Regions from separate parts of the Homo sapiens genome. Here all the other regions are linked to region 1. Evidence: chromatin loops called from intact Hi-C (ENCODE). Cell type or tissue: MCF 10A. All regions are shown on one strand. Links, peaks and the distances in the headings refer to the core of each region. The heading gives the core; the rest is flanking DNA.

Evidence for each region. Peaks named below come from ENCODE experiments on the same cell type or tissue, not always from the same donor. Only the 100,000 strongest peaks of a DNase experiment are listed, where the experiment ranks them.
Region 2: a loop joins it to region 1, with 2.7 times the contacts of the local background. A loop is called at or near these places in 9 of 110 quality-filtered maps.
Region 3: it touches region 1 in a loop (3-fold over the local background); 4 of 110 quality-filtered maps call a loop at or near these places.

What each region holds. Positions count from the first base shown.
Region 1 is chr9:76,812,544-76,823,143 of GRCh38, reverse strand. The region is part of intron 6 of PRUNE2 (prune homolog 2 with BCH domain); the gene reads left to right. Among named protein-coding and RNA genes, the nearest start is that of PCA3, 53 kb to the right of the region's middle. In MCF 10A, for the core only: no CTCF peak of the experiment used is centred there; DNase peaks (open chromatin) are centred at 4,653 and 5,473.
Region 2 is chr9:76,862,716-76,873,315 of GRCh38, reverse strand. The region is part of intron 1 of PRUNE2 (prune homolog 2 with BCH domain); the gene reads left to right. Among named protein-coding and RNA genes, the nearest start is that of PRUNE2, 38 kb to the left of the region's middle. In MCF 10A, for the core only: no CTCF peak of the experiment used is centred there; a DNase peak (open chromatin) is centred at 6,355.
Region 3 is chr9:76,920,800-76,931,399 of GRCh38, reverse strand. No RefSeq gene overlaps it. Among named protein-coding and RNA genes, the nearest start is that of PRUNE2, 20 kb to the right of the region's middle. In MCF 10A, for the core only: no CTCF peak of the experiment used is centred there; a DNase peak (open chromatin) is centred at 4,909.

The DNA of each region.
Region 1 (10,600 bases), core at 290-8,289:
CCAAACTGTTAACTGAATGGCTCAGAGCGAATGCTACTTTTGTCTTTGTGTGTTTCCTTGGTGAGTTATCTTTTGTCTACTTTGGGAGTTTTCAATGACTTATATGTTAATCTTAATTAACCTAACTAATGGGAACTATATTTTACAGAGGCACATTTGTGCATTTGTAGAAGTCTGTGTATTTCTTTACTGTTGTATTGTCTTTACCAGGTTATCTACATTTGGTTGGGCACTTAGCTCTTAGGTCGAGTTTATGGAGATGAAATATGCTCTATAGGAATTTGTGTTTTGGTTTTTAGAATTGTGTGTTGCCATTCTTTTTTTTTTCTTTTTCTTTGAGGTGGAGTCTTGCTCTGTCACCCAGGCTGGAGTGCAGTGGCACCATCTCAGCTCACTGCAACCTCCACCTCCTGGGTTCAAGTGATTCTCCTGCCTCAGCCTCCTGAGTAGCTGGGATTAAAGGCGCCCGCCACCACTCCTGGCTAATTTTTGTATTTTAGTAGAGACAGGGTTTCACCATATTGGTGAGGCTGGTCTTGAACTCCTGACCTCAAATGATCTGCCTGCCTTGGCCTCCCAAAGTGCTGGGATTACTGGCGTGAGCCACCACACCCGACCTATTCTTCTTTTTCTCATGGTGATGTTGACTATATCAATGTGTATATTTCTCTGGAATAGCAGGCACTCATATTGGTGTCTACATCCTCAGAAAACCCAAGAGCAAGCCAGGTGCTTTCTTTTCGTGATCTTTTTGTCAAATTTATTTCCAGTTCATACGCATTATAATTCAGCTTATAAATCTGTATGAAAACTAGGAGGCAAACTGTGATGTTTGGTGGCACCTCACAGTTTACAGAGCATGTTCTCATTGTATGCACTTGATAAATTGACTCAACTGTTTCTATGGACTTTCAGATTGATAAGTGCTCCATATGACTAGTTATTGATGTGAATCAATTCAACAAATATATTCAATTTGTGAGGTAGTAACTATATAATCACCATCAATTAGAACTCTGCTTTGTGCCTAAGAACCCAAGGAAAACATGGATCTTGCAAGGGTCAGTAGCTCTAAGAATCATTTCTACTAGTTCAAGCCTTAGGGTTTTCTTTCTCTGTTCCCCTCTCCTCTGTCTTCCTTCATTTAATGGCATCTTATTAGGTTTTAAATGCCTTGTTTGGAATTCCTTCCTAAATTAACATAGAATGTCTTGTAATTGCTTAGGGAACTGTCTGTAATTAGCAAATTATTTTAAGGCTATTCATATTACAGACTTACTGTAGCTTTAATGTACCTCAATTTATATTATAGGGGTATGCAAATGGCTTTGTCAGATGTGTTAAACTGTAAATGTCTATCAAGCAGAATAAGTGATAAAATAATCATCTTAATCTTGAAAGTAATTTACAGAGGTCCAGTAATTAATCAGGTGGTTAAGCACATCTCTGAAAGTGTTATATGATCTTGGAGGAAAGGAGGACATTTGTGTATAATAAAGAAGGGTACACAGTTTAAACTCTTATAGGCTGAATGAGAACTTTTCACTTTTGCATAATGGGGATATTAAAGATGACTGAGAAGTGGAAAAAAAAAACCTCCTTAGTAACATCCTGTATCTTCCTTGAAAGAAAAAATGCAAATCAGTTATCCAATCTGTCTGCTGGAAAAATTCCCAAGTTAATGTCAGAGTTTAATTTTCTCTGTAGATTGTCCTGTGATGCAGTGGTATTTTCCCAATCCCTACTCATATTTGATTATATTTCAGCATTCCTTTCTCATTCCCATTAACCTCACTTTAAAAAATATTGACAGAATCCTCACAATCTTATTTTGTGGATTTTGGAACAGTTATATAATTGCTCTTTGAATCTAGGTGTATTCTCAAAGAAACCTTCTTAGTTCCTATGACTTTCCGAATCTTGCTCATCCTCCAAAGCATGGTCAACCAAGGTGCATCATGATAACTCTTACAGATTCACTATTTTTTATTACCACCCTCTGAACTCTAGCTAAATGTAGTCTAGGTGACCAACTTAGGACTTCACTCTTTACATTAGATCTTCCGTTGCTTTTGAATTTGTTTAATATTTCTAATCATGGTCTGATAGTATTTTAAATTAATTGAGGGTACTGATGGTATCTGACTTCTCTCTCTCTTCAGTTTTCTGTAACAGTGATGGCACATAGTAGATGCTTAGTAAATGCAAATATTTAGTTAATACTTATGGGTGTTTGCAGTTCGCCCCTTTGCTATCTGATTTATATTTCCTTTTGGATTTAAATAAATCAGCTAGGAAAGCAAAGCCACTTAGCTAGGCATCCAAAGCAGCCTACTTTTTCCTCTCCCAACCAGTTTCTTCCAGACAACTATGGTTGAAGGATAACATCAAGCAGATGAAAAATGGCCCACATATTTATAGAAAGTATGCTTATCCCGCTCTCCAAAAACGGAGTGGGAGGCTTTGCAAAGTCGTTAGCTGTTGTCACTGGCAGAAATCAACTATAGGTTCTGCAGCATGTCGGGGATATGGGAATGAAGATTCCTTGCATTTTCAATGGTTCTTTGCAATGCTGTAATTCTACCGTTGTGTAAGTCATGGCCTTTATACGGCTGATGACCCAGTTAATTTTCTTGGGTAGAAGTATTCAGAAAATTAGAAAGATTTATCTCCCTGTAACTTACACAGCATGCTCTTCAGAGGGAACCATTGAGTTTGGGAGGTAGAAACCACTGCCTTCAATAGTTATAGGTTATCTGGCACTCTGATAAGAAGAAAGCTTCTAAACCCCTTGTCTCTCATTTTTATTGTAGTTATCTCACAAATATTCATTGTTATATAAGTTACTGAATGAAATACATAAAAAGCAAGTAATTACAATAATAGAGTTTCAATGCTTTGCTCAGTACAGGAAGTCAGAATGGATGAGATTTTGAGGGGCGGTGTGTAGAAATGGCCTTATCAGAGGCATGGCCAGAGGGGCAGCTCTTCTTAATAAGGGGACTGTGGGAAAAGATAACTGCAGTCTCATTTCGCTCAGCCTCCAAGCCATTCCAAGTGTGAAAGTAGCATGCGTCTTGTGGGGGAATGCACATGACATATTGGAATCCCCTTTGTTGATTATTGTTACACCTGATCCTTTGTGGCCTTTTTGTTGCTTGTTGATTTGATCATCAGAAGAGAATTTATGGATATCAAAGAGCAAACGTTGCCTTTATTCCCTTGCCAGCAGAACTGGTAATGATTATACTTCTTGGGCCTAGTTTACTCCCTAGTAAAGCAGTATATTAAAACGTTAAGGGGAAGAAACATCTTTTCATTCTAATGAAGTGCCACTGAAGCAAGGTTGCTCACGGCAGTACATTAATGGTTCCCTTGCTGACACCAAATGTTATTACATCTTCTTTAAGCATCTCCCAAAAGACTGTTAGTCATTATTAGCGTCTTTACTCAGGAAGGACAATAGCCATGCACTGACTTGATCACTTTTTATTATGATCAATTGCAGTATGATTTATTCTTGTGTATGTGCTGTATCAGTGTGCTAGAGCTGGCATAACAAAGAACCACAAACTAGACGTCTTAAACAATAGAAATTTATTGTCTCACAGCTCTAGAGGCTAGAAGTCCATGATCAAGGCGTTGGTAGGATAAGTTCCTTCCAAGAGCTGTGGGAGAGAATCTGCTCCATGCCTGTCCCCTAGCTTCTGATGGTTTGCTGGTAATCTGTAGTGTTCTTGGTGCATAGAAGCATCACCTGGATCTCTGCCTTCATCTTCACATCACCTTCCCTCTATGCATGTCTCTGTGTTCAAATTTCCCCTTTTCATAAGGATACATAATAGATTAGGACCCATCTAGTAATCTTATCTTAGTTTATTTATTTATTTTTTTGAGACAGCGTCTTGCCCTGTTGCCCAGGCTGTAGTGCGGTGGCATAGTCAAGGCTCACTGCAACTTCCACCTCCCGGGCTCAAGGGATCCTCCCACCTCATCCTCCTGAGTAGCTGGGACTACAGGTGTGCACACCACACCTAGCTAATTTTTGCATTTTTTGTAAAGATGGGGTTTGCCATGTTGCCCAAGGCTGGTCTCAAACTCTTGGGCTCAAACGATCAACTCGCCTCAGCCTCTCAAAGTGCTGGGATTACAGGCATGAGCCATGGCGCCTGGCCTCATCTTAGTTTACTATGTCTACAACAACCCTATTTCCAAATAAGGTCACATTTTGAGGTGCTGAGAGTTAGGACTTCAACATAAAAGTTTTTGTGGGACAAAATTCAACCCCTAATGTATACTACTGTGACAGTAGTCATTTTTCAGACAACTTAAAAGAATAAAACTTAAAATTTTAAGATTGCCTGTATGAACCTGCTGCCTGGTAAGCATATTTCATCTGTTGCTCCCACATTTTTATTTCATATCAATTTCCTTTAAATGAGGAACGGTGAGGACTTTCAGCTGTTGGCATTTTATCTCCTTTCTTCAGAACTGGAGTCTGAGGGAATTGTTCAGGGCCGTTTTCTCTCTTTCTTTCTGGGCTGTTCTGCTGTGCTCTGGGCCTCAGACCTCCTCATGACCAGCCACTCTGCTGTGTGAAGCCTGGGATGCATCCTGGTAAAGTGACTCAGAGGCCGCTGACTCATTCTGCCCTGCACAGAGATTACCAGCCATACTGCACCTTGGAGTACTGCCCAGGGGAAAATACTAATGTTTTCCATTAGCATTCAAAGCACAGACCAGAATGAATTCCCAAGATCACTGCTAAACTCCTTCCTGACAAAAGGGAACGTTTACTCAGGCCTCAGTGAAGCATAAGTGAGCCACTGTAACCAAGGATTTGAGACTCAGCGCACCAGTCTGAAATCTGGTTTACCAATTTTATGCACACAATATGATTTCTCATTGAGCTTGGAGTTTGTTGGTGGCCAAGATGAAAGTACCTGTAGAGTATTTAACTCTCTTATTTTGTGAAAGAGTGCATAGCGTTTCTTGGGGGAGCATATGTTAGTTTTGAACTGGTCTTGAACCAGTTCACCTTTTCAAAATATGTGAATGATTTGATTTTGGTCAGCAAATCACTAGTAAATCTTTAGCATATTGCTTAGCATATTGGTGAGCATATGATTTGCATATTGAAATATTTTGAAAAGATGACTTTTCAAAGCCATTTTGCCCAACTAATAGAAATATGTGAAAACTCTCCTCTAGGTTCTAAATCCTGAGTGCATCCATTTCTTTCTGGGTTCAGGTCTGTAAACTCTTCCTTGCTACAGTAAAAGTTGATGATGGTGAGTGCTTACCGTGTACCTGGCAGTTGAGTAAGCATTATCTCACTTAATCCTCCCAGTAAAAGGTACTATGATTACCCCTGTATTGGTGAAGGTAGCTCCAGCAGCTGGAACAGATAAACAAGTCTCAGTGACTCAGCCCAGAAATTGTTTATTTTTCACTCATGTAGCAATCCTATTTGGTGTTCCCAGTCAGGTGGCCAGGGGTGATTCAGAGACCATCTTCAATATGTGGTTTCCAAGGTTGCTCAGGAGGACATCTCCAGTTTATCTGTCAACAGGGAGAAGAGCTTGGAGGGCCAAGGGTGGAGTTTTTTATGGATCTGGTCTGGTTGTGACACTCATCACTTCTGCTCATATTTCATTGGCTCAGTCACATGGTCACATGTAACTGGAGGGAGGCTGAAAAATGTCATCAAATAGATGTGCCCATGAAAAGGAACCAATTTGGAAAATAATTAGCCAGTGTCTGCCATAATCTCTATCTTAGAGGTAAGGACATTGGAATCTAAAGAGGTTAAATCATTTTTCTAATCTGTAGAGCCAGGACCCAAATCCCAGGCCAGTCCTATTCTAGCCCTGTGTATACTGCTTGGGTCATGGTGCCAGCATGCAAGACTAATTAGAATTTGAGCCCACTCAGGGGTTCACTAGTAAGTCATCAGCTATCAGTCATTGCCCCAAACTCAGGGTGTCAGACAGCCTAGACATCCTTAAGCAATCCTTGGTTAGCATTCTTCTTTCCCTACTCTTTGTACCAAACTTTCTTCCTCTTAGTCTTCACACCTTTGCTTCCTGAAAAAATCATTTTAATTTTTGAACTATAAACATAATCCAAGTTCTAGGTGCTCATTGTGAAGCTAATTATTGGTGCCTGATACAGAGAAGATTTGGCAAGATAAGTCAAGTAGATAAAAGTAATAGGAAAAAGGATTATGGAAAGAAGGATTGGATAGGACAGATCGTGTAGGAAGGAAAAAGTCTGTTTTTTTCTCAGACTGTCTCTAGAATTCAAGGATGTGGGTGTTCTGGTTTTTCTTGCTGTGATTTAGCCTTTTCAAATTTGTGTTCAAAATATAGAGCATCCCAGTCAGTTAGTGAAAAATTTTAATGGTAGAGATTTTTTACTGAAATGAAAACAGCATTACTTTTGAGCACTATAGTAACTCCAAATAACCAAACTCCGAGTAGCTGGGGAATTAGGAGTTCTTAGTTCATATTTTGTCGAAAATTCCAAAAGCACTTAAAGCAAATGACAAATACAGTTAGGTAACTTTGATTGTGTGGATTTAACAGTCAGTCGGTGTGAGGCATTTGAAGTGTGAATTACAATTTTAAACTAATTTAGAACGGATAATTCCTAGCTTCTTGAGGACATTAGCAGGATAAAAGAGTGAAACATGGACCCAGAAAAGTGGACTTTCGTTCCTATTGAGCTATGAGTGGTTCTTGGTAATGAGATGTAACCGAGATGAAAGAATAAAAAATCCCTGTGTAAAGAATGGTTTATCATATCAGCAGCAACAGCACTTTGTCTTTGGAAAATTGTACTAAGTGGCTGAAGCTGATAATATTTAGAATATTTACAATTTGTATGTAGGTAGTGCCTTCTACAGATGTCCAAAAATAGTCTGTAAAATCTCTTTACCTAGAAATGCTTATAATATAATTCTTTTTTTTTTTTTTTTTGGAGATGGAGTTTTGCTCTTGTTGCCCAGGCTGGAGTACAGTGGCACAATCTCGGCTCACTGCAACCTCTGCCTCCCAGGTTTAAGTGATTCTCCTGCCTCAGCCTCCTGAGTAGCTGGGATTACAGGTGCCCGCCACCACGACCAGCTAATTTTTTGTATTTTTAGTAGAGATGGGGTTTCATCATGTTGGCCAGGCTGGTCTCAAACTCCTGAACTCAGGTGATCCACCCGCCTCAACCTCTTAAAACGTTGGGATTACAGGCGTGAGCCACCGCACCTGGCAGAATTCTTATTTTGTATCTCCAGCTAAACTCAAGTTGGAGACAACTTGATGTTTCTGTTGACAACTTTTCTCTGCTTTACCTATTGGTCAGTTTCAAATGGACTTAAATGAATCACAAAACTTGGTCTATCTAGTTATGATTCTCTGTAAATAAACAGTATTTCCCTAAGTGGTGCAAAATACCTGAGTACTTTTTCTAGCTATGATTTTGCAACAGGGATTATATAAACACTGCTGTAGTGTGAATGTTTGTGCCCCTCCAAAATGTATATGTTGAAATTTAATCCCCAATGAAGTAGTACTAAGAGGTAGGGGACTAGGGAGGTGATTGGATCATGAGCATTCTGCTCTCATGAATGCATGAGTGCCTTTATAAAACGGCTTGCGGGGACATGTTTGTCCCTTTTGCCATGTGAATATGCGGTGAGAAGGTGCCATTTATGAGGAACAGGCTCTCACCAGACACCAGTTCCACCGGCTCCTTGATCTTGGATTTCTCCCAGCCTCTAGAACTATAAGAAATAAATGTCTATTACTTATACATTACCCAGTCTAAGGTGTTTTGTTATTGCAGCCTGTATGGACTCAGACAAGCAGGGATCCAAGGTTTAGCCATCATGAAGTTACACATTCTGCATTCATGCTTTCTTTGGCATAGGGTGGTGCTCTGGATCTTCCTCCTCTCCTGAAACACTCTGATAAAAATGTATTCACACAGAGCAGGTAGAGAAGATTGGGGCGGGGGTATATGAAACATAGATCCTCCCCAGATATAAACCCTCTTCAGGTCCCAGAAATCTCCACTGACTCTCCTTGGCAACTGTGAAATGGGAATGAAACAGTGAAATAAGGTATGATGAGGATACGACTTCATCAACAGGCTGCAGGGAACTTTAGTGACTCTAGCCACAAATACAGTTATTTGGCTTGATCTAGAAAGGAGGAAAACTATGGGAGGAGATGCATGCCATTTTAGGAAGCCCAAATACGGTTGACTCGTAGTGAGTGAAATAGGTACAGTTAGTGTTTCATTAGGTGGTATTTTATTTGATACATGTAAAGAAAAGTGTTAGGTGATGCAGATTTATATGCAAATGTGGACATATATTATTCATAACCATTTCCCTTTTCATTAAGTCCCCCACCCCCAACATGCCTGCATGTGTGTTTTTGCACTAAAGGCATGGAATAAACCAGGACTGCAATACCCCAACCTTGGATTCCTGGGATCTTGATGCAATGGGCCCAATTAGCTACCCCTTCACTGTCTCCTCCCCAGAATAAAATGGTGTTTCAGTTATCTATTGCTGTGTAGCAGGTCACCCCCAAAACCTAGAGGCTTAAAACCACATATCATTATCTCTCATAGTTTTATGGGTTTTTAGGGGGCTTGGCTGAGGGGTTCTTGCTCAGAGTGTCTCCTGCAGTTGTGTTCAGATGGTTGTCAACTGGGAACTCAATTGGTACTTGTCACCTGGCTTGGGCTCCTCAGAGCATAACACTTAGGTTCTAAAAGAGTGCCACAAGAGAGTGCCACATGTTTTCTAAGAGACTCAGATGGAAGCTGCAATTCTTCTTGTGACCTAACCTCAGGTGTCTCAGAATATCACTACCAGCATATTCTGTTATTCATGTGAGTCCCGAAGACCAGCCCAGATTGATTATAAGGGGAATCAGCAGTGGTATGCTAGTAAATGTTTAACAACAGGTTCTCAAAAAAACCCACTCTTACATATTACTGATATGAAGGATATATATGATACATGGCCGGGAGCAGTGGCTCACGCCTGTAATCCCTTCACTTTGGGAGGCCGAGGCGGGTGGATCACCTGAGGCTGGGAGTTAGAGACCAGCCTGGCCAACATGGTGAAACCCCGTCTCTACTAAAAATACAATTAGCCAGGTGTGGTGGTGGGTGCCTGTAATCCCAGCTACTTGGGGGGCTGAGGCAGGAGAATTGCTTGAACCCAGGAGACGGAGGTTGCTGTGAGCCAAGATTGTGCCATTGCACTCCAGCCTGGGTGACAGAGAGAGACTCTGTCTCATATAAATACATAAAGGATATATATGATATACACAATATATCATATATAGTATACAATGTATACTCTTTATTCTTTTATTGTAAATTTCGTAAGACCAATTAATTCTCATAGAATGAACTAGTTAATTTTTGTGTAACTCTTGCATTGCAATCGATGAATGAGTGTAATTGCAACAAAAATGTAGTTGATGTTTTTGATTCTCCCTTTACAAGAAACTGAAACAATGAAGAAATATGCTTGAACTTCATTTGTTTGTCAACAATATAAGTGACTTCTTTGCTGAATTAAAGAATAGTTTTCAAATACTGGAAGAATATTTCCTTATTTGTGTGTGTGTGTATGCTAGTCACAATGTGATGACTAGAGACACAACACACTTTTATGTTTTATCTTTAGTATAGTTTTTCTCCATGACTTTCTCGAGTCTAGACAAGGGGTCAGCAATTCTTTTCTGAAAAGGGCCAGATAGTAGATATTTTAGGCTTTGCATTCCAGGAGCCCAAACTGAGGATATTATGGAGGAACTTAACAACTATTTGAATGTGTTTAGTGCATGGGCTGTTCATAAATAGGCAGTGAGCTGAACTGGTCTGTGGGCCAGAGCTTGCCAACACCTGGTCATGACAATCAATAAACCAATAAAACAAGCTCTGATTTGTAGTATTTTCCAATTTCCATAGCGTAAATGCTCTTACCATGGCCAATTTCAAAATACCAACAAGACATCATCAAAACAGATTTGGGAAGAGATGTGCAGAAGTATATCATTATATAGCCTTTCTACTGTACAGATGTAAATGACCCCAAGAACATTGATAACAGTAGATATAATGGCACGATTAAGAAGGGGTGAGTTTTGAGAATGTATTACTTTTGCTTTTAACATAATTTACTTAACACAAATTATGTAATTTAATTTTTATAATGACTGTGTTTAACTTGCAAATAACGGGTTTGCAAATTGCCTGAAAATTTAACAGTCAGCTCTTGCCAACAGTTACACGTCAGCTCCGGCACAGCACTGCGAAATTAGACTCCAGTTCTTGCTGTGCAGAGACACATGTGCATCTGGGGAGGGATGGAGCTGAAGGTGGCCATCAAGAGAAAATTGCTTCCGGTCACATTCTCTTCTATAAATCCTTCTGTTATTTGCCTACCACAGTCTGGCATATACAGGGGCTGTTAGTGTACAATTTATGTGGTGTTGGGCATAAGCATAAGGTCGCTAGAATTTTAGCATGCCAATCATTTGTGTGTAGTCGAAGTATATCTCTTTGTGAGATATCGTAG
Region 2 (10,600 bases), core at 1,758-9,757, 49 kb before region 1:
AAAACATATACAAAAGTGGAAAAAATTGCGTAATTAATCCTCAGTGGACCTATGACTTAGTGTACTAGTTTTCTAGGGCTGATATAACAAACCACCAAAAATGGAGTGGCTTAAACAACAGAAATTTACTGTCTCACAGCTCTGGAGGCTGGAAGTTCAAGATCAAGATGTTGTCAGGGCCAGGCTTCCTCGGAAGGTACTGAGGAGGGATCTGTTCCAGGCCTCTCTCCCAGCTCTTGGTGGTCTCAGATGATCCTTGGTTTGTGGATGGGCTTCTCCCTGTGTCTTCACATCACCTTCCCTCTGTTCACGTCTCTGTGTTTAAATTTCCCCTTTTCATAATGTCACAGTCATGTTAGATAAGGGTCCATCTAATGACAGCATTTCAGCTTAACTAATTACATCTGCATGACCCCAGGTCCAAATAAGGTTATATTCTGAGGCACTGGGGGATAGGACACCAACATATGTATTTGGGGAAGGACATAATCCATAACACTTACCTTCAATAATTATCAATGTTTTGCTAATCTTGTTTCATCCGTTCCTTAACACACATACACACTTTTGTTTCCTGGGATATTTTAAAACAAACCACAGACATCATGTCATTTTACCTGTAAGTTTTTCAGTATATATCTCTGACCAATAGGGAGTTTTGAGGTGTGAGGGTGTGTGTGTGTGTGTGTGTGTGTGTGTGTGTGTGTGTGTGTGTTTTCCATAATCATCATGTAAAATTGTTTTTTTAACTTAATGAGAATCATGAAAAGAAGAGTAGAGGCTCCTGCTACTTTTCAGCCTGGGAAACTCTTATCTTTCTTCCCTTGAAGAAAGGCAAAAGTCACCTCCTCTGTGAAGCCTTCCCAACACTTAGGGCAATTAATGGCTCCTGTCCACTGCGCCCCCACATTGTTCTTCCATGACTTGTAATGCGTAAGTAATTGTACTGTATTTGTAGCAGGGTGCAGCAGAGGTGAAAAAAGACTGGCTTTTGTGCATCGTTGCTCTGTCTCTCTTCCTCCACTTCTTAGAAGAGACGTTTCTAGAAGCCCATTGAGGGGCAAAGAGCTGAGGAGGAGCTCAGGGAGGGGATGCGGTGGGGAGGGTTTGAATGTGCCTGTGACGATGCTTGGAAGGTGGGGCTTGCAGATGCTGCACCCTCAGTGGAGGTTGCTGGCCATGAGGGCACAGGGTTCCAGGGCCTACCCTTCCAGGTGCCAAGGACTCTTGTGGGTTTGGCATGGTATCTGTTGTTTCTAGGTGGGGCCAAACAATAGAAGCCTTCTATGTATGCAGGTGTTTGTGGTCACCTGTATAAATGTTGACTATTTTCATTTTTTACAATGTCACTATCTACAGCGTAATTTTAAGAAAATTGTCGTAACTAGGCTGGACGTGGTAGCTCACACCTGTAATCCCAGCACTTTGGGAGCCTGAGGCAGGCAGATTGCTTGAGGCCAGGAGTTTGAGACCAGTCTGGGCAACATGGTGAAACCCCATCTCTACTAAAAATACAAAAATTGGCCAGGCGGGGTGGCATGTACCTGTAGTCCCAGCTACTCAGGAGGCTGAGGCAGGAGAATCACTTGAAACCAGGAGGTGGAGGTTGCAGTAGGCTGACGTTGTGCCCCTGCACTCCAGCCTAGGTAACAGAGTGAGACTCTGTCTTAAAAAAATTGTCATAGTAATTTATATTTGCCCCAAGATAATCAAGATTGACCACTGTAAGTTTAAAAACACATATAAAATGGCTAGCAGATAGAGTGAGGAAGGGCTGAGCAGGGCCTTGGAGGCCCAGGATTACCAAAGCACTAGACACAGCTGTTAGCCAACATAGTTCAGTTATCTCTTGGTTTCCACAGGGAACTGGTTCCAGGACCCTCCCTGGATACCAAAATCTGTGGATGCTCAAGTCCTTGATATAAAATGAAATAGTATTTGCATATAACCGACATGCTTCCTCCTGTATACATTAAATCATCTCTAGATTACTGATAATGCCTAATACAATGTAAATGCTATGTAAATTGTTGAAGGAATAATGACAAGAAAAAAGTCCGCATATGTTCAGTACAGATACAACCATCCATTTTTTTGTTTTTCTTTGAGTGTCTTTTATGCCTGGTTGGTTGAATCCATGAATGTGAACCCAGGGATATGGATGACTGGCAGAGAGGGAGGTGGTCCTTAAATGCACAGGCTTTGGTGATCCTCATTCTAGGACAGTTACAGTCTATATGGACCAAATTTATCTGTCACATAGGGATAACGTAGGATTCCCACACAGGGTTCTGAGAATTTTGTGAAATGATGTCAGGCTCAGAAAAACAACATGATCCATAGTAGCTGCCCAGCAGTTGCTTTGTAGGCACCATTCACTTTGGATTTTATGTGAATGGCACTCCCTGGAGTTGTGCAATGGTGAGGTACTCTTTGCTGCCGTATTGTTATTAACTGGTTGTTGCCACTTAGGTTTCTGTCTTCAGTTATGGGGATTTGCTTCAGTTATGGGGATATGATGATGTCAAACCTGCCTGTCTTCTCTTGCCCTCACTCCACATCTTACTGTCAACATCCCCTACCACCACATCTGGAAACCAACCCATTGAGGATTTTTTTTTTTTTTTTTTGAGACAGAATCTCGCTCTGTCACCCAGGCTGGAGTGCAGTGGCGCAATATTGGCTCACTGCAAGCTCCGCCTCCCGGGTTCACGCCATTCTCCTGCCTCAGCCTCCCGAGTAGGTGGGACCACAGGCACCCGCTACCACGCCCAGCTAATTTTTTTGTATTTTTAGTAGAGACGGGGTTTCACCGTGTTAGCCAGGATGGTCTCGATCTCCTGACCTTGTGATCCACCCACCTCGGCCTCCCAAAGTGCTGGGATTACAGGCGGGAGCCACCGCACCCGGCCGGAGGATTTTTTTTTTAGCATGTTCTCTCTCCTTTCCACTCTGAGGCTCTAAAGAGGGAACTAAATTATCAGCGAATTAAATTATGAGTGTATTAAAAAGTTACTCCTTGTTGCAAAAAAAAAAAAAGTTAGGGAGTCTTGCTCTCTTCTTTTGACAAGAATTTATATTTAATAGGACCTATTTTACAGCTATTTATTATGGCAAAAGATTTGGGTGATCCGATGCATTTTTATTATGTATTGTTAAGGTTTTCATAATATTTAAAAATCTTTTTCATGTGTTAATCTCTGGATATGTATTTTTTTATTCAAAGTCCAATAAAAAAGTAAAGCAACAAAATATTCTTCTACTATAACAGCATTCTTTTTAATGTGGCTGACTTATTTAGAACATCAAGATAGAAAACATTTCTGTATTAAAGGTCCCTTCCATAATCTATTTAGTTAATGATCTCCCTTAAAATTACAAAAATAAAATTCAAATTGATAATATCAAAAAATTTTCCAATTGAGGGGCTCTGGAGACCCAAGTCAGTTCTCCTCATAGAAGAGAGAAGACAAAAGGAAAATGTTTGAGCAGCTGAAAAATAGGTTATTTACTACTTAGAATCATAAAACCGTATTTTCCCAAGGTGGGAAGCCTCTGATGCTTAGAATACTTTAAACTTTCCTTTGGGAGAGCTTGTTCTTAATAGAGCATGATACTCAGTTTATATCAACATGTTTATGCTTTTAAAATATCAGTGAAATAATATGGAATTTATATATGCGTGCATTTCTATATCTTGCTGCATCTGCATTTACTTTCTATTGCACTGTTCTCTGCTATAAAATGTGTATTTTAATAAACATTTTTTGAATATCTACTGTGCACCAGATACTGTTTAGTTTTAAAAGGGTTTTCTATTTTGCAAAATATTTTGAAAGAGAGAGAGAGAGAAAGAGAGAACGATCCTGAGAGGTCACCTGGAAGGTGAGAGTTCTTCTGTCACTGAAAAACACACAGTGTAATAAATAATGGCATCATTAAAAACTGTCGTCTTTGCAAAGTACAGTAATTGCTCTGCAGATCCCTCGCACATTTCCCTGTGAACCTGCATACCTGCACCGTACTGGAAACAATCTTCTCCTCCCTCCCACTTCCAGTCGCTTATCTATTCATTACTGCCATGTCTGAGTGGGTTTCAGACATGCCAGGTGTGTGGTGTCACTGGCCTGACGTCCATTCCAAATGCAGACATTTACACTCGTGAGTATTAAAGCAATAGATCTTCCTTATGACAACAAAAAGCTGACTGCAGAAAAGCAAAGCTTCTGGGAAAAGTCTTCGAGCGCGTCTTGGCTTGTTCATAGGGGGAGAAGACCTGACTAATTAGCTCCAGCCCTTCTAATCCGAAGGAGCAGAAATAATTAAAGTATCTGGGGCAAGCTGTGCCGCACAGCAGCAGGCTACAGAAGGGGCGACGCGGTAAGAGGACGTGATCTTAACACAGGCTCACAAAAGAAAGTTCTGGGAACTTAGTGTACAGCGGCAGAAGCCTTTCCTTCCCCCCCGCCCCCCCCCCCACCCCCCAAGGATCTGTTAAAGTAAAATTATTTATGAATCACAATTTTTTTCAATAAAATGAAAATACTTTAATCTAGAATAGAAGGGAAATTCCTACCAAAAATTAGGGCTGCTTAATTATTAAGATACTAGTCTTCAGGGCAAATTTGAGAAGTCGTAACAATTTTTTCTGATTGCTATTGCATATTGACGCTAGGTGAGTTGGCTGTTGCCCTGGGCAGAAGTCCTTTGTCTTAGAGACACTGCTGTGAATGATCATGTACATGTGATTGTGTAAATATTAGGGGAGAGGGGAGGGTTCTATCCTACAGAATTCCCTAATGGCTGTTAACTAACTTCCGTGGTCCTCCCGTATGCACCTTGTCCAGGGGATTGCTAGGGATGGTGGGCACAGTAAACCAGCTCAGGCCTGAGTGTATGTGTGGACACCTGCAAGGCAGCCTCATGGCACATGTCTGTGCAAAGATGAACAGTTTGTTTTTCAGAAGGTTCTGTATTCTAAGTGGAGGGCTTGGAAACGTGTTTGGAAGAGTGGAAAAAGACAGGTGGAAGAGTTTCGAATGGTATCATAGCTTTGTTATTTTGGATGTTTTTCTCCATTTTTGATATAAGTTACTATAAATGTCCTATGCCACCATTTACTGCCTGTCATGTATGTACTGAGTCATATGAGGTTTTTTCTTGATGTATTGTCAGGAAACAGTTAATAAAGAAATCTCGTCTACACCCACCTCGCATATAGAGTGGGTTTCTTTTTCCTGTCTACGGGAAAAAGGAATGACATGAAAAGCAGGAAGCACCCCTGAGTGCTCTAGTGAATTAAGATTGGAACCAGAATTTGGGGCTATTTCTCCACATCTTATTGTTTTTGTCTTAATTTGTAGCCAGGATAAATATTTAGATACATGTACACAAGAGCCTAGGAATAACATTAGGCTGTCAAGATTAAGAGAAAAAAGCAAAACCGGCCGGGCGCAGTGGCTCACACCTGTAATCCCAGCACTTTGGAAGGCCGAGGTGGGCGGATCACAAGGTCAGGAGTTCGAGACCAACCTGACCAACATGGTGAAACCCTGTCTCTACTAAAAATACACAAAAAAATTGGCCGGGCATGGTGGCACGCGCCTGTAATCCCAGCTACTCAGAAGGCTGAGGCAGGAGAATCACTTGAACCCAGGAGGTGGAGGTTGCAGTGAGCCGAGATTGTGCCACCGCGCTCCAGCCTTAGGGACAGAGTGAGACTCCGTCTCAACAACAACAACAACAACAAAAGAGCAAAACTGCAAAAAGCAAAGCAAGGTGAGGGCTCTCAGTCCTTACTTTTCCTCCAGTCATTTTTTCTGATACTGAATCAACCTGACAGCTCTTGGAAGTATTGCTGATGTAGCCTTAAATTCTAGCTCCACTGAGAACAATTTCCTTGTTCAGTTATATCACAGGAGATGGTGTTTGAATCATGTCAGCGTGGTGTGTGATCGTTTTGCGTGGTCTGATGCGGTTCGTTTTTTCTTTGTTGGGTACCCATGGTGTCATAAACACACTGTTGTTCTCCCCTACCCTCTCCGCATAAGATAAAAGATAAAAAAGAAAGCCATGAACAGCATGAAACACCTGCTGGCGGGGGCGGGGGCGGGGGGTTGATGGTGTTGTGGGAGAGGACAGAGCAGTTGGTGGGGGAGGAGAAAGGTGCGTGGGATGGCAGACAACCCATTCCCTTGTTTTTGCTACTCTAATCTCAGCCTAGGCTATAGCTGCCCAGGAACTCAGAATTTGGGCTTCTTATTTATTGCTTTGATTCACTCTTTCAGCAAATATTTGGTTGACTAATACCAGGCACAAGTCTGAGTGCTGATTCACCTCCACAGATTGAAACCGAAGACATGACCCGTTGTCAAGAATGTGCACACAGGGGCCTGGGCTGTTCACAGCACCGGGCGGAAAGGGCATTCCCTCCCTCCTCCCTCCCTTCTGACCATCCGCTCCCTCTCTCCCTCTTAACTTCCTCCCTACTTCCCTCCCTCTCTTCCTCTTCCTTCCATTCTCTCTCGCTCTTTCTCTCGCTCTCTTTTCTTTCCCTTCCTCCTTTCTTACCCACTTCCTTCCTTCCTCTCCTCCCTTCCTCCTTCCTTTCCTTTCTTTCTTCCTTCCTTCCTTCCTTTTTTGTACTTAAGTTTTCAAACATACGTCAGCAGAGAGGCCAAAGAGAACTCCACGTGCCCATCTCCCAGCTTCAAAAATTGCCAGCGTTTTGCAAAAAGGGCTAAAGTTGAATACTTAACAACCCTTGGGGAAGGCAGGCGTATGTCTTGTTGTCATTCTACTTATGAATAGGCAGTAGGAAGTTATTTGAACTTTACAAAATATTTCCCACATTTTGTCAACCGAATGAGACACTATAATAACTACAAAATATCGCAAAAAACACTATATGAAGTTTTGGAATTTGTTAGAAATCACTGTATGTAAAATCAGTGCCTAAGGGCAAAACCCTTGTACCTCTGATTATTAATATAATGGATATAGTTTTTGTCTTGAAATCATTTAAACTTGAATTTCAGAGTGACTTTATGCTAGACATGCATTGATCATGCAAGTGTTGGGGACAGAGCTAAGAAACACCTGGTAGCTAATTAGAATTATGCCCTTCTAATTTGGTGGTTTCTGTATCTATGTTAGGCCCCAGGATTGGGCCTGCTGGATGTGCATGTACTAATAGCAAGTCATGTTTTGGTAGAGTTCAATAGTGTACCTGTACACACTGCTTGAGATATTTAAAAATGAAATTATTGCAACTGCTATATCTTCAGAATAATAGATGAATTAGAATGTGGTAGCAACTCAGAAGTCAAGAATCTTGTCTTGAGAGAAAAGAGGAAAATATGTGATGACTTAATACTCATAAAATCCATTACTTTATAAAATCATTTTAATTCAGTTTTGGAACTTTAGATCATGAAGTGGGCATAATGCACATGTCATAATGCTCTGGTGTGTGTGTGTGTGTGTGTGTGTGTGTGTGTGTGTGTGTGTAGGGAGAGAGAGGGAGAAAGAAGGGAGAGAAATGAGAGCCTGTTAAGGTTGAGACAGGAATGATTATTTGCAGCCTATAGTATAACTTTTGACTTTTGTGCTATTAACAAGGTTTTATCCCATGATACTGTTATTTCATAAGAACATGACAAAGACATTACAAGAAAGTTAAAAATTATCTTCTGCCCAACTATTATATCCGATATTATCATTTTCACTGACAAAAATTGATTGGAGCATCTCCTGTGTGCAGCACGCTGCCTTAGGAAGTCTTGGGGACACAAAGGCCTGAGGATCTCAGTTGGCTGAGCTGTAAAAACCAGTCTCCAACCCTTGTTCATTGTACAGTGAGATTAGTAATAGTCTTTTGAATACTTTATCTTAATGCATACATTTATTTCTGAATTCTACTGTGTATTACTGTACTAGAATATAAGGAACATTGTAATACATTTTTTATTATTTATTTTTACTTTTGTAGCGGCAGGGTCTCACTATGTTGCCCAGGCTGGTCTCGAACTCCTGACCTCAAGCAGTCCTCCTGCCTCAGCCTTTCACAGTGTTGGGATTACTGGCATGAGCCACCATTTCTGGCTGTAAAACATATTTTAAAAAACAGAAAATGTAAAAGGATGACATAAATAGGCATTTGCATTGTTTCTTCTCTAACACTGAGGTGCACTACCTCATTTTGGAAATCACTGAAGGGTTTCAACTGGGTGAATCCTGAGGCCTCTGCTAACACTGAACTTCAGCAAATCTAAATAACATAACAGCAATTCTCTGAAACTGTGCTTGATCTAGAGCAACTCAAGCAGTGCTTCTCAAAAAACAATTGCAGATATATTCTGCAGTTGACAGGGACCACATGGTCCTTGAGAGCTTATCGTGGGTCCTCTTTAAGGCAATTGTTCCCAGACCTGGCTGCTCATGACAATCAGTCATAATATTTCTATCCATCTGATGAGCCAAAATAAAGAAGACATTTTATTGTTGGTCTAATTTGCATTTCCATGACTACTAATGAGACTGAATATCTTTTCATATATTCATTTCTTATTCTCTTAATTGCCCCGATCACATCCACTGCTGATGATTCCATTGGGTTGTTTGTCTTTTTAAAAATCAATATATAGGAACCCTTTGTGTGTCAGAAATATTGCCCTTTTAATGGCAAAATGGTACAACTATTATGCAAATATTATCATCCCCTCTGTTATTTGCCTTTTATCATTCTTTTTGGTGCTATTGTCCTACCAAAATGTTCTTACTTTTAAAGACATTTGATAATGAACTGTTTGACACCTTAGATTTTTATTTATTTGTTTATTTATTTATATTTATTTATTTATGTATTTCTTTAGGATCCAGGGAATACATATGCAGGTTTGTTACATGGGTGTATTAGGTGCTGCTGAGGTTTAGGATACAGATGGTCCTGTCACCCAGGTAGTGAGCATAGTACCCAATAGGTAGTTTTTCAGCCTACACCCTCCTTCCTGCTACCCCCTCTGGTAGGCCCCAGTGTCTGTTGTTCCCACATTTACATCCATGTAGAGTCAATGTTTAGCTCCCACTTATAAGTGAGAACACACAGTACTTGGTTTTCTGTTCCTGTGTTAATTTGCTTAGGATAATGTCCTCCATCCAGCTCCATACATTTTGCTGCAAAGGACTTGATTTTGTTCTGTTTTATGTCTGTGTAGCATTCCATGGTGTGTTTGTACCATATTTTCTTTATCCAATCCACGTTTGATGGGCACCTAGATTGATTCCATGCCTTTGCTGTTGGGAATAGCGCTGTGATTAACATATAAGTGCATGTGTCTTTGTGGTAGAATGATTTCTTTTCTTTTGGGTGTATATCTAGTAATGGGATTGTTGGTTGAATGGTAGTTCTGTTTAAAGTTCTTTGAGAAATCTCCAAGCTGCTTTCCGCAGTGGCTGAACTAATTTACATTCCCACCAACAGTGACAGTTTAGATTTAATTTTAAGTTGCATTATCATTTTGACATGAGGCAAAGCAGAGGAGCAAATGCAGTCCAGTCAAGAGCTAGGGAACCTAGGCTGCTCTTAGCTCAGTCTGAAGTGTATTGTTGCAACATTTTCAGGAAGCAAAGTAGGTAGATTGGGGAAAATATTGTACAGAGTGTGCTGCTGTTGTTTAGTACTCAAATGATAATGTCATATTAAATAATGCATGCTTATTGCATACTTAATGCAACTTTATTGAACAAGTTGTTCCATAATGCCCAAGGCCAGAAAACAAAATAGTTTTTTATTGATGTTACCAGAGTTGAATATGTTAACAATATTTTAGCAGTTTAATCATCAATGAGAATAGGATAAACATCCTGAAAGATACACAGAGAAAAATTCACAAATAATATGTTTATATGAAGACAGTAATGTTTTTGTGTCCATATATAAAAGTGATCTAAAGCACTCATAATCATAATAAACATGCATTATACAACATTACCGATCAACATGATAATGTTCAAATACACAAGGTTTGAAAACTAGGTATTTTTATGGATGGGAAGGTAAATTTCTATAACTTTCTGGTGAACATTAAAATATATTCTTTGACCCAGAAATTTAAGATCCAGGAATTTATCCTGAAGAGATAACTAGGGATAGATACAAAAATTATCTTCTGAAGTATTCACTGCAGTTTTATTTATACCACAAAAAATAAATAATTATAAATTTAATCTCTAACAATAGAGGATTGACTAAAGTATGAAGATCCGTATTAAGAAATACTATATCTGTTAAATGTTATCATCATTCACTCATTCATACATTCACTTTTTCAATAGTTATTGAACACTTACTGTGTGCAAAGCAGTAGGCTGGCAGCTGGAGTTACAAAAGCAAACAGAAGTCATCTATGGCCACAACAAGATTTAATTTTAGAAGTTGAAAAGAATGCTTAGAGGGCTGTTAATTTTGAAAAGAGAAGTTAAAAAATATTATGTGTAATAGGGTCACACTATTGCAAAAGAGAACACTCATAGAAGTACAGAGAGAAGATGAGAAGGAATACATTTAATATAGTAATTAACTGGGAATTAGGTTTTTTTT
Region 3 (10,600 bases), core at 1,360-9,359, 110 kb before region 1:
TTTTTTTTTTTTTTTTTTTTTTCCCACTCAAGCACCTATCAAGCTTTCTGTCACTCTCTGTCCCATTTTTCTCCAGGCTCTGTGTGGCTGCACCATGAGCACTTCCACCATGGAAGGGCAGGTGATCCCTTTGTCTTGCATGAAATCATCAAGAATGACTCTGTGAGGAGCATTCCCTTGAGAAGATTCCCACTGGTAGGGAAACCTCATGGCCCAGTTCAAAATTTGCTCCCAGACAAATTAATACTACAAACATCATGTGAGAACATAGCAAGAAGGTGGCCATCTGTAAGCTAGAAAGAGAGCCCTCAACAGGAACCGACCGTGCTGGCACTCTGATCTCAAACTTCCAGGCTTCAGAACTGTGAGGCAATAATTCCTGTTGTTTAAGCTATCCAGTCTATGGCTTTTTTTGTGGAACCCTGAGCAGAGTAAGACAAGGCAATTTTTCTATTCTTGGCTTTGAATGTAATTCTCATCTTGAAGCTGAAGAGTGACCAGAGTGCCACTTGGAGATCTATAAAGATGTCTTGTTCAAGCTTGAAAATGGAATGTCCTCCTTTTCCTCTTAGCTCTGGTAAGACCTTAGGTCTGGTGAGACCTTTCCTCTGCCTCCAACCCCACACTCCAGAATCCACCTGTTGGGGGAAGCAAGAGATGAGAAAGGGGACTCTTCACCCTCCCCACCTCACATAGGTCTACAGTGCCCAGCAGGAGGTAGTTGAGGTTCCTGCACATACATTCATCCACCTGCATCACCCACTGAGATGTTTGCAGGGTTACTGGGGTTGAAACAGAAAGGAAGGTAGGTCACTGATGAACACCTTTATTTGGGGGGAAGGAGATGAACAAGGCCCAGAGCCACTTCCCTGACAGCTCCACACCAATACACCCACAGCACTGGAATGTCTATGTTCCTACTGTTCTAGAGTATGCACAAGGGTAGAGAAAGGGCAGGGTGGACTGCTGTCCTTTTACATTAATACTAAGTCAAGAGGTGAGAAGCAGGCCCCAAATCCCCAGACTTCATCGATAAAAAATCAGGATCCTGGGGAACGACACCTACCATTCCCCACTAGGAGATTCAGGTCAGAGACTGCTCCCCAGCTTCTGAACTCAGACTCAAGTACTCCCAAACTTCCAGTGTCTGCAGTTGTGATATGTGAAGCTACTTGGCTCTTGCCCTTCCTGAAAGCTTAGTGGGGGCATTTGGCTCTGTGAGGGCCTCCACAGTTGCACAAAGAGTGAGATGTGAGAATGGGGGAAGGGATGGCTGGGATAGTTTCTGTGGGTGGGTCATTACTTGATTTTTTTCATTTTCAAAAGTTGCTGAATATTTGTATAGAAGGTTTTCTTATTTTTCCCCACTGACTACTTTATGAAATTATTATGTATTTCAAAAAATAAGTCATTTTAGCAGATTGAAATAAAGGATCCTGGAAGGTGGTAGGAACACATAGCCCCTCTCACTTCCCTCCGTGTGCCTGGCCATAGCAAGCACTCAGCTAAGCTGGCTCCTTCCTTCCCACAGCCCAAATTCCTGGGATATGTCAAACCTCAACCCACATCATGGCACAGAGAACCTCGCTTTCCTATTTGAAGAGACAGTGGTAATTGAGAAAGGTAAATGTCATTGATTACAAAAAGTGGAGGTCATCCTCTTCAGAGGTTGTGTTTGTGTGAGAATCAAAGTTGCCGAAACTGGATAGAAATATTTATTCGAGCAAAAGTTTCTTCAGCGGAGGGACTGGAAGAGGTCTTTCTGGTGGACAATGAAACATACAGCCCCAAAGATGAAGACGAGGTCCTGAGCTTCCGCTTCCTGCCACGCTTGTTGTGTCTTGGTGGCTCCTGGATGGGAACAGAGGCTTCCTGGTGGCTTCAGGGCAGGTGGGCACCTCAGCACAGTTGTTGATTTTGGGATTTCAGGATTTTCCTGGCATGTCTGTCTCTCTCTTTTATCTTCCTATCTTTATCTAGAAAATTCACCACTTGATGTTTAAAACAAAGTACACGCATTACTTTAGTAAAAAAATAAAAATAAAAATTAATGTAAAACATAAACAAACAAACAAACAAAAAACCCCACAAGCATTTATCACAGGTTTTATTGTAAAAATCATCAAGTAAACCTAAATAGGGATTTGTTGATTTATTTTAGAGTCAGGGTCTTTCTATGTTGACCAGACTGTTCTCTAGCTCCTGGGCTCAAATTATCCTCCCACCTCCACCTTCTAGAGTGCTGGGATTACGGATATCAGCTACTGCACCCAGCCTAGAATGGATTTTCCAGGCATGGTGGCTGACGTCTGTAATCCCAGCCCTTTGGGAGGCCGAGGTGGGTGGATCACCTGAGGTCAGGAGTTTGAGACCAGCCTGGCCAATATGGTGAAACCTGTCTCTACTAAAAATACAAAAATTAGCCGGGTGTGGTGGTGGGAGCCTGTAATCCCAGCTACTTGGGAGGCTGAGGCAGGAGAATTGCTTGAACCCAGGAGGCGGAGGTTGCAGTGAGCCGAGATGGCGCCGCTGTACTCCAGCCTGGGCAACAAAGTGAGACTCTGTCTCAAAAAAAAAAAAAAAAAAAAAAAGGATTTTATGATTTTATGAGATTTCCTATTTCCATGAGCTTATCAAGACTAGATATGTTGAAATGCCCTCCCACTAGAAAATACCCAAATAATGGATAAGTTAGAGTAAACACTCTTTGAATTTTGTTGCTAAGCTCAAAGGAGAATAAGGAAAGTCCTAATTTTTTTTAAAGACAAAAACAAATAAAATAGAACTGAAACTAGTAGGGTAAACCTGCTCAATTACTTGTTCAATACTTGACCTGGGGGTAGAGGTGGGGCCAGCAACTTGTGGTATTCCAGCATCTTTTCAGGGACAGAAGTTCTTTTAGTTTTTGTTTTGTCTCATTTAACCTTATGCGTGTCTTTGAAAGTGCAATGCTTCGATTACTAAGGTTTTATGACTATTATCAACAAAACATTCTATAAGTGTAAGGGGTAACTCTCTTCAAGGACATCATTCCACTCTACTGAGGCTCCCTGTTTCTTACATGCTTAGTGTAGAAGTTCTAGCAGCTGCCTGGCATTATTTTTTCTTGCAGAGAAATAAGACCATCCAAGTAAATATTATAATTAGGACCATAATGGCACATTTTGATTGCTTTTAATAAATAACACCAACCAGAATTTTTCTTAGATGTGACACTAATAATCACTAATGGCCAAACTATTAGATTTATATCAGAAATTCTTGGCTGAAAATTTTTATCAGTACAGGCTACAATATTATCTAAGCAGAAAATGAATGTAAAACTTTCTGCAGTTGTCTCATTATCTTGTCATAATCTCCAAGAATTCATAAGAGAAAAATGCAAGGAACTAGGAGCTGGTATAGCTCAGCAGGCATTTTGTGAAGAGAATATGGGTAAAATTAGAATAAAGAGAACAGGATTGGAGCATCGTTCACAAGTCTAGGCCCTGTTTGGTCTTCGTGTTTTGGAAACATTAGCAAACTATGGGTAAAAGTAAAAAGTTGACATTTGTATACGGTTAGAATTGAAAACTATCTTGTCCACTTAAAACTTTAGTATTACAGAATTTTGCTTTTTAATTATCAAAGTGGTCAGATAAAGATGGCTTATGTTGACGTAAGTCATAGCAAAGCCATGACTCATTTCTTTTTGTGATTAAATCATGTGGCTTTTCATCTTCAGAAAATTTAGAAAGATGACAACATTGTCATTTATTTGCAATTCGCCCTTCCACTCTCCTTCCTAAAATTCAACCTTTCCATTTCTTTTACCTTCTTGAGCTTCTTTAATTATCAGCAAACTCTTTATGGGCTCAAGGTTTATTTCACCTTTCTATTAATAAAAAGAAACAGGAAAAGAAATTGGGATTTTTATGAAAAATGTTAAAGGCTAGCTCTGTTAGGATTTCCCATGACATTGCAGTGGTGACATGGTCGTGGATGTGCCAAGGAAAGCCTGAGCTGTTGACTGCTGCCCCAGTAGCATCAGAGAACCACTGTGCTTGCTGAGACCAATGACTGCCATTCTGGACAGGGCAGCCTTTGGCAACATTCAGAAGCAAGCTGTTTGTCTTCAGTCCCCTCTCTTCAGCCTCCAAATTTGTCATTATTGCTTGGTGGATGGAGTACCCTATACTACCCCATGGCTCTCCAAAACCCTTTTCCTCCCAGCCAGGAGGCCCAGGTCTGCGCATTCACTCACTCGATTCTGTGCATGTTGCCTGTGTGCGGTCCATTGCCCTCACCTCACTTTCCTGGGGAAAGAAAAAATGACACTGAGCTGAGGAATGAGCAAAAATCTAGGTAGAGACGTGGGAGAGGCTGTGCTAGTTGGAGGGCGTGAACAAAATCGTGGAAGTTTACAACTGTCTGACTTTTCTAGGGAAAGGCAAGTAATCTGATGTGACTAGAGAAAGGTTAGGTGAGATCTGTAAGCTGGTTTGGGTGTAGAAGGACAAAGAATTGGAGTGGGAAGGGTAAGTGGCAGCTAGACTGGGAAGGGCTGAGCACCAGGTAAAAAAGACAAAATAAAATTGTTTCTCCTCTCCCAGGAAATACTGAACTTTAGGAGGCAACATCTCCATCCTGGCTCTGTAAACCAATCTTTATCAGAATGAGAATTTTGGGGTAAGTTGGAAGGGACAGGGCCAGGCTTACAGCAGCGGTTGGCAAACTATGGTCTGTGAGCCAAATCCAACTGCTGCCTGTTTTTGTGTGGCCTGTGACTAAGAATGATGCTTACATTTTTAAATGGTTGAGTAAAAGTGAAAAGAAAAATAATATTTTGTGACTTGCAAAACTGTACAAAATCCAAATTTCACTATTCACACATAAGTTTTCTTGGAGCACAGCCACATACACTTGTGATGATTTCACTGCTTTGGTCATACAAGGGTAGAACTAGAACTGAATTGTTGTGACAGAGATCCTCTGTCCCGAAAGGGCCTAAAGCATTTCCTGTCTGGCTCTGCTTAGAAAAATATTGCCAAGTTCTGTGCTGGGCACGGTGGCTCACGCCTGTAATCCCAGCACTTTGGGAGGCTGAGATGGGCACATCACCTGAGGCCAGGAGTTCGAGACCAGCCTGGCCAACATGGTGAAACCCCATCTTTACTAAAAAAATACAAAAATTAGCTGGGCATGATAGCGGGCACCTGTAATCCCAGCTACTTGGGAGGCTGAGGCAGGAGGATCACTTGAACCCGGGAGGCAGAGGTTGAAGTGAGCCGAGATTGTGCCACTGCACTCCAGCCTGGGCAACAGAGCAAGACTCTGTCTCAAAAACAAAAAACAAAACAAACAAAACAAAACAAAACAAAAAACAAAGGAGTCGAGCACTAGACAGAAAGTTCAGAGCAGGATGGAGCTCTACAAAGATAACCTAAGTTTTATGGAGCTGAGTTCCCAAATCACTTTAACTAAATGTATTAATTCCAGTGGCCATGATTTCCCTAGCACTTATTCTCCTGTAGCATAATTGGAAATTCTAACAAGCCTTTTTTTGCGGGGAGGGGGGAGGGTGGAGGTTGTTTGTTTTTAGTGTGAGATGTGGATTAAGCATATTAAAAATTTTAAAATAATTTCTGGGAAATTTGGAAAACTGTGTTGACAGGGTGGTTGCCATGCATTTTAAGGAACATTCACATGGTTGAAGAGTCATAGAGAAAACATTGTCTTTCAGAATCACTCATCCAAATCAATATAAATAAATTGCTAAGACCTTTTCTAACCTTTTAAACATTCATCTTTCTTCATGAGAACAGCAATAAATGTCCTTTGTTTCTGGAGTCTGCCAATCACCTATTTCTTCTTTAGTGTGGGTAATTTAAAAAATTGTTTTCATAAGGCTAAAAGACATTATGTTATACAATGTCTCTATTTTTTTTTTTAATGGCAAGGCAGACTTCATTCAAGGGTGGCACATTGTGGTAGGTATAGGAACCATTGCAATGAGTGTTGCAGCAGGGGAGGGAGATTGGAGTCAACTCACTACTGTGTCTTTACAATTTTATTTTTTCTTTCAGAGACAGGGACTTGCTCTGTTGCCTAGGCTGGAGTACAGTGGCGTAATCATGGTTCATTGCAGCCTCGAAATCCTGGGCTCAAGCAATTCTCTGACCTCAGCCTCCCAAGGAGCTAAGAATATCTTTAAGTTTTTTTAAAAAGCAATCCTTACTTCCTGAATGCACCAAAATTGTAATCCCATTTTGACCCAGTTAAGAGGAAAACTCAAAACTGAGAGGGCCTGGTTAAAGAAAAGTGAGTAGAGGATATAATACAATGATTGACAGGAAACCCTGGTGTGTTGTGAGACACAGCAGTGGAGTTGTTAAGAGTCGCCTCCCAGTTGATGTATGCTATCTCAGAATATCCAGATTTCCCAGCTGACATCTTCTGCCTCCCCTGGGGTGGTGTGCAAATGGAGACTGTATCAGTCAGGGTTCAGTTGCAGCAAAGGGAAGCAACTCTAGTTATTTTAAGCAGAAATGTTTAATACAAAGAATTAGCTGCATGGAAGTGCTGGTGGAAGAGATGGTTTTTGGGAGACTCCCAGGACACTTGAGAGCTTACCACCTAGGGGAACAACTACCTCTTCCATGAAGGTGGGGAGTCAGAAAGTTGCTATAGGATCAGGAATCTGCCATTTTTTCCTCACAGATGCATCTTGACTCCCATGAAGCTGGGAATTACAAGTACCCTGCTGGAATGCTGCTGCAGAAATATATCTGCACTACCATATTTTCTAGTGAAATTCAGCCAAAAGCAGCAGGAAAATTATCTCTGCCTCACTTCCACTTTCCAAACCTTGCACAAGTGCATCCAAGTGGGGATAAGTAGGTGATCAGAACCCTAGCTGCAAGAGATTCCAGGAAATGTAGTTTTTTTATTTCTAGACTCTCTATGTGGGGAGACACACTGGAAGGGAGTGAAAGAGAATGTTGAGGTTAATCACCTGTATTTGCTTCCTATTGCTGCTGGAATAAATTGGAACAAACTCAGTGGCTTAAAACAATACACATTTGTTATCTTTCATTTCTGGAGGTCAGAAGTCTGATGGAGGTTTTACAAGGCTAAAATCAAAGTGTCAGCCAAGGTGTGCTCCTTTTGGAGGCTCTAGGGGAGAATCCATCCATCCCCTGCCTTTCCCAGCATTAGAAGACTTTCCCACATTCCTTGCTCATGGCCACATTGCTCTGACTTCCGCTTCTGTCATCACATCACCTTCTATGACTCTAACCTTCACATCTCCGTCTTATAAGGACTCTTGTGATTACACTGGGTTCATCTGATAATACAGGATAATCTCACCTCTCATGATTCTTGACTTAATCACATCTGCGATTCCCATCTTCCATGCAAGAAACACATTCACAGGGATTGATATGTTGACATCTTTTGGGGGGTCACTATTCAGCCTGCCACATTGTTCATATCCAAATTATTGAGGGAAGGAGCTGATGTTTATTAACTACATGCTATGTGCTGGAAACTTTATATATATATATATTATCTCATCAAACATTCATGACAATCCTTGAAGGTGGCACTATTACTCCTACTACAAATGAGAAAAAGAGATTCAAAGAATTTTAAATACGAGTCCACTATTCAGCGATAAAAAAAATGAACTATTAAGCCATGAAAAGACATACAGGAACCTTAAATACATATTGCTAAGTGAAAGAAGCCAGTCTGAATAGGATACGTACTGTATGATTCTAACTATGTGACATTCTGGGAAAGGTAAAATTATAGAGTTTATAAAAATATCAGTGGTTTCCAGGGGTTAAGGTTTGGGGCAGGGCGTTGAGGGTAAGTAGGCAGAGCTACATTACCCTACTTATGAGCAATGAGTTCTCCCCCCAAAAAATCATTTTTCTATCAACCAGGCTGGAGTGCAGTGGCATGATCTTGGCTCACTGCAGCCTCTGCCTCCTGGGCTCAAGTGATCCTCCTGCCTCTGCCTCCCAAATAGCTGAGACCAGAGGCATGTGCCACCACATCCAGCTAATTTTTTATTTTTGGTAGACTTGGAGTCTTGTTATGTTGTCTAGGCTGGTCTCCAACTCCTGGGCTCAAGTAATCCACCAGCCTTGGCCTCCCAAAGTGCTGGGATTACAGGTGTAAGCCACTGTATCAGGCCCAAATTTTTGATATCATAAACAACCTGTGGCAAATATTCTTGCATATGCATCTTTTCACACTTCTTTGACTATTTTTTGCTAATACATTCCTAAGGGTAGGTTTTCTGAGTCAGATGGCAGGCACATTGTAAACACCTTTTATATATATATATTTAGAAAGTGTCAGTGGTGTGCTGGAACTCTGAAACAAATTAGAGCTTTCCCCCTCTTCTATGGAGAGCTGACTATTAAACATTTAGCATACTACTGGAAAGTGTGTACAAATCTCCAGTCCTAACAGTATATGAGGACCCATTATTTTCACCTCAAAATCCATACTGATGCTTAAAACAGTAATATGTGCTAGTTGTAATTTGTATATTCTAATACTGATGATTCATAGTACCTGTTGCTATCTCTAGTTTTTCTTTTCTATAGCTCATTTAGAGGTTAAAAGAAATTTCAGGTATATTTGGGCATATTTCATACTCAGCCAGGTCAGTATGGTCCATTAAGGGCAAGCAAATTTTGCAGGGATTTAGCATAATTATGCAATAATTCCAAGGAGTCTCTGCACTTTGGAAAATTGTTATTTATAAAAACCTTTTAACTAATTGTTTTGGCATACATTGTTGATCTGCAGGGAACTTGGTGACACACAGAGAGGGAAGGGGAGAGAGTGATTAGAATCTCCAGGAGTCCTTTATCTAATTTTCCATCATCATACCATATACTCCATTTAAGCCCACGGGTGGGGATCTTCCTGACCTTGTTGGTACTGCTACCCTGGTAGCTAGTAAACCACTCTTTTAATGTGGTTGTGTTGCTTCTGTTGCAGTGGAATAAAGATTTGGACCACTGAGTCATCTAGTTCTAAGAAGCTGTGATTCTATCAGAAATGATCAATGGGGGGAGTCAGCTGGCATAATGAAAATAGCATGAATTTGGGGGTTAAGGTCTCCAGAATTCTAAGTCCTGCTTTGCCACAGGGCTATGCATTTTCTGTCATTTTCTACTCCACAGCTTGATTGGCTTATCTAGCCAACTAGATTCCTGCTTCATTTTCCCTAATCACTCCTGGTAGATCTTTTCGCCAAGGATTTACAAAGGAGCTACTCAAGAAATTCCCATGTGAAAGAGTGATAGTCTTCTACTTGATAAAAGCATAGGAATAGCCCCTTTGCCTCTAGATAACTGAATGCTCTTAGACAAGCCTCAGTTTTCACATGAATAGAATGAGTACATGTGTGTTAGTCTATTCTGGCATTGTAATAAAGAACTACTGAGACTGGGTAATTGAAAAGAGGTTTAATTGGCTCACGGTTCCACAGGTGGTATAGGAAGCATAGCTGGAGAGGGCTCGGGTAACTTACAATCGTGGTGGAAGGTGAAGGGAAAGTTGGCACATCCTTCATGGCTGGACCAGGAGGATGTGTGTGTGGGGTGCTACACACTTTTAGATAACCAGATCTCATGAGAACTCACTCACTGTCATGAGAACAGCAAGGGGAAGTGTGCCCCCAAGAATCAATCAGGCCCCAACCCTGACGATTACAATTCGACATGAGATTTGGGTGGGGACGCAAATCCAAACCATATCAGTGTGTGTGTGTGCGCGCATGCGCGCGCACGTTTAGAGGCCGGGGGGAACTGCACTCAATGTGTGAGTCCTGAAGTTCAATGATTCTATGAAACCAATTCACCTGTATAGTAAATGTGGTGGAATCACACTAGTGCCTTCAATAGAAACTAAACTCCCTTAAAAGAAGCGTTTGAGTTAGCTTCCAGAGACTGCTATGTGAGAACATGATGTTAAGTTGTCATATGTATGCTATAATTTGATTCTCACTGGAAGAATGCAGCAGTGATGTAAGAGGCTGTTTGTGAAATTAGGCCATCAGGGAATGCTTGTGCCCCATGACTGTAAGGACTATAATTCTCTTACACACAGACATCAAATGTTATTGCAAAGCCATTGGAAAAATTCTAATTATTTTAAAGGCATATATAAAATATGTACCTTTTATTAAATAATATGAATATAAAGTAAGATCAAGTTCTGACTCTGAGCTGTCCATGCTGATGACCTACAGAGCATTGCCAGCTTTAGTCTCTGCATTGCCTTCTTTTCTTGTAAGTATCAATGGCAGTTGCCCACTCAATGTAAGTTGAAGGGTGCAGCTGAAATCACCACCGCATCCCCAAAATATCTTTTCCACCAATGCTTTTGAAACCAAAGGTTTGCCACTTGAGATGAAGAAATCCTTTTTCTAGGTTTTTACCTCTAGCACCCCCTTGTTAAGAATATTGCAATGTCAATTGGTCATTACTAAAGGCCAGAGATAGCCAATGCAATCACCAAGTGTATCAGCGTATCAATTTTTTTTTTTTTTGAGATGGAGTCTCGCTCTGTCGCTCAGGCTGGAGTGCAGTGG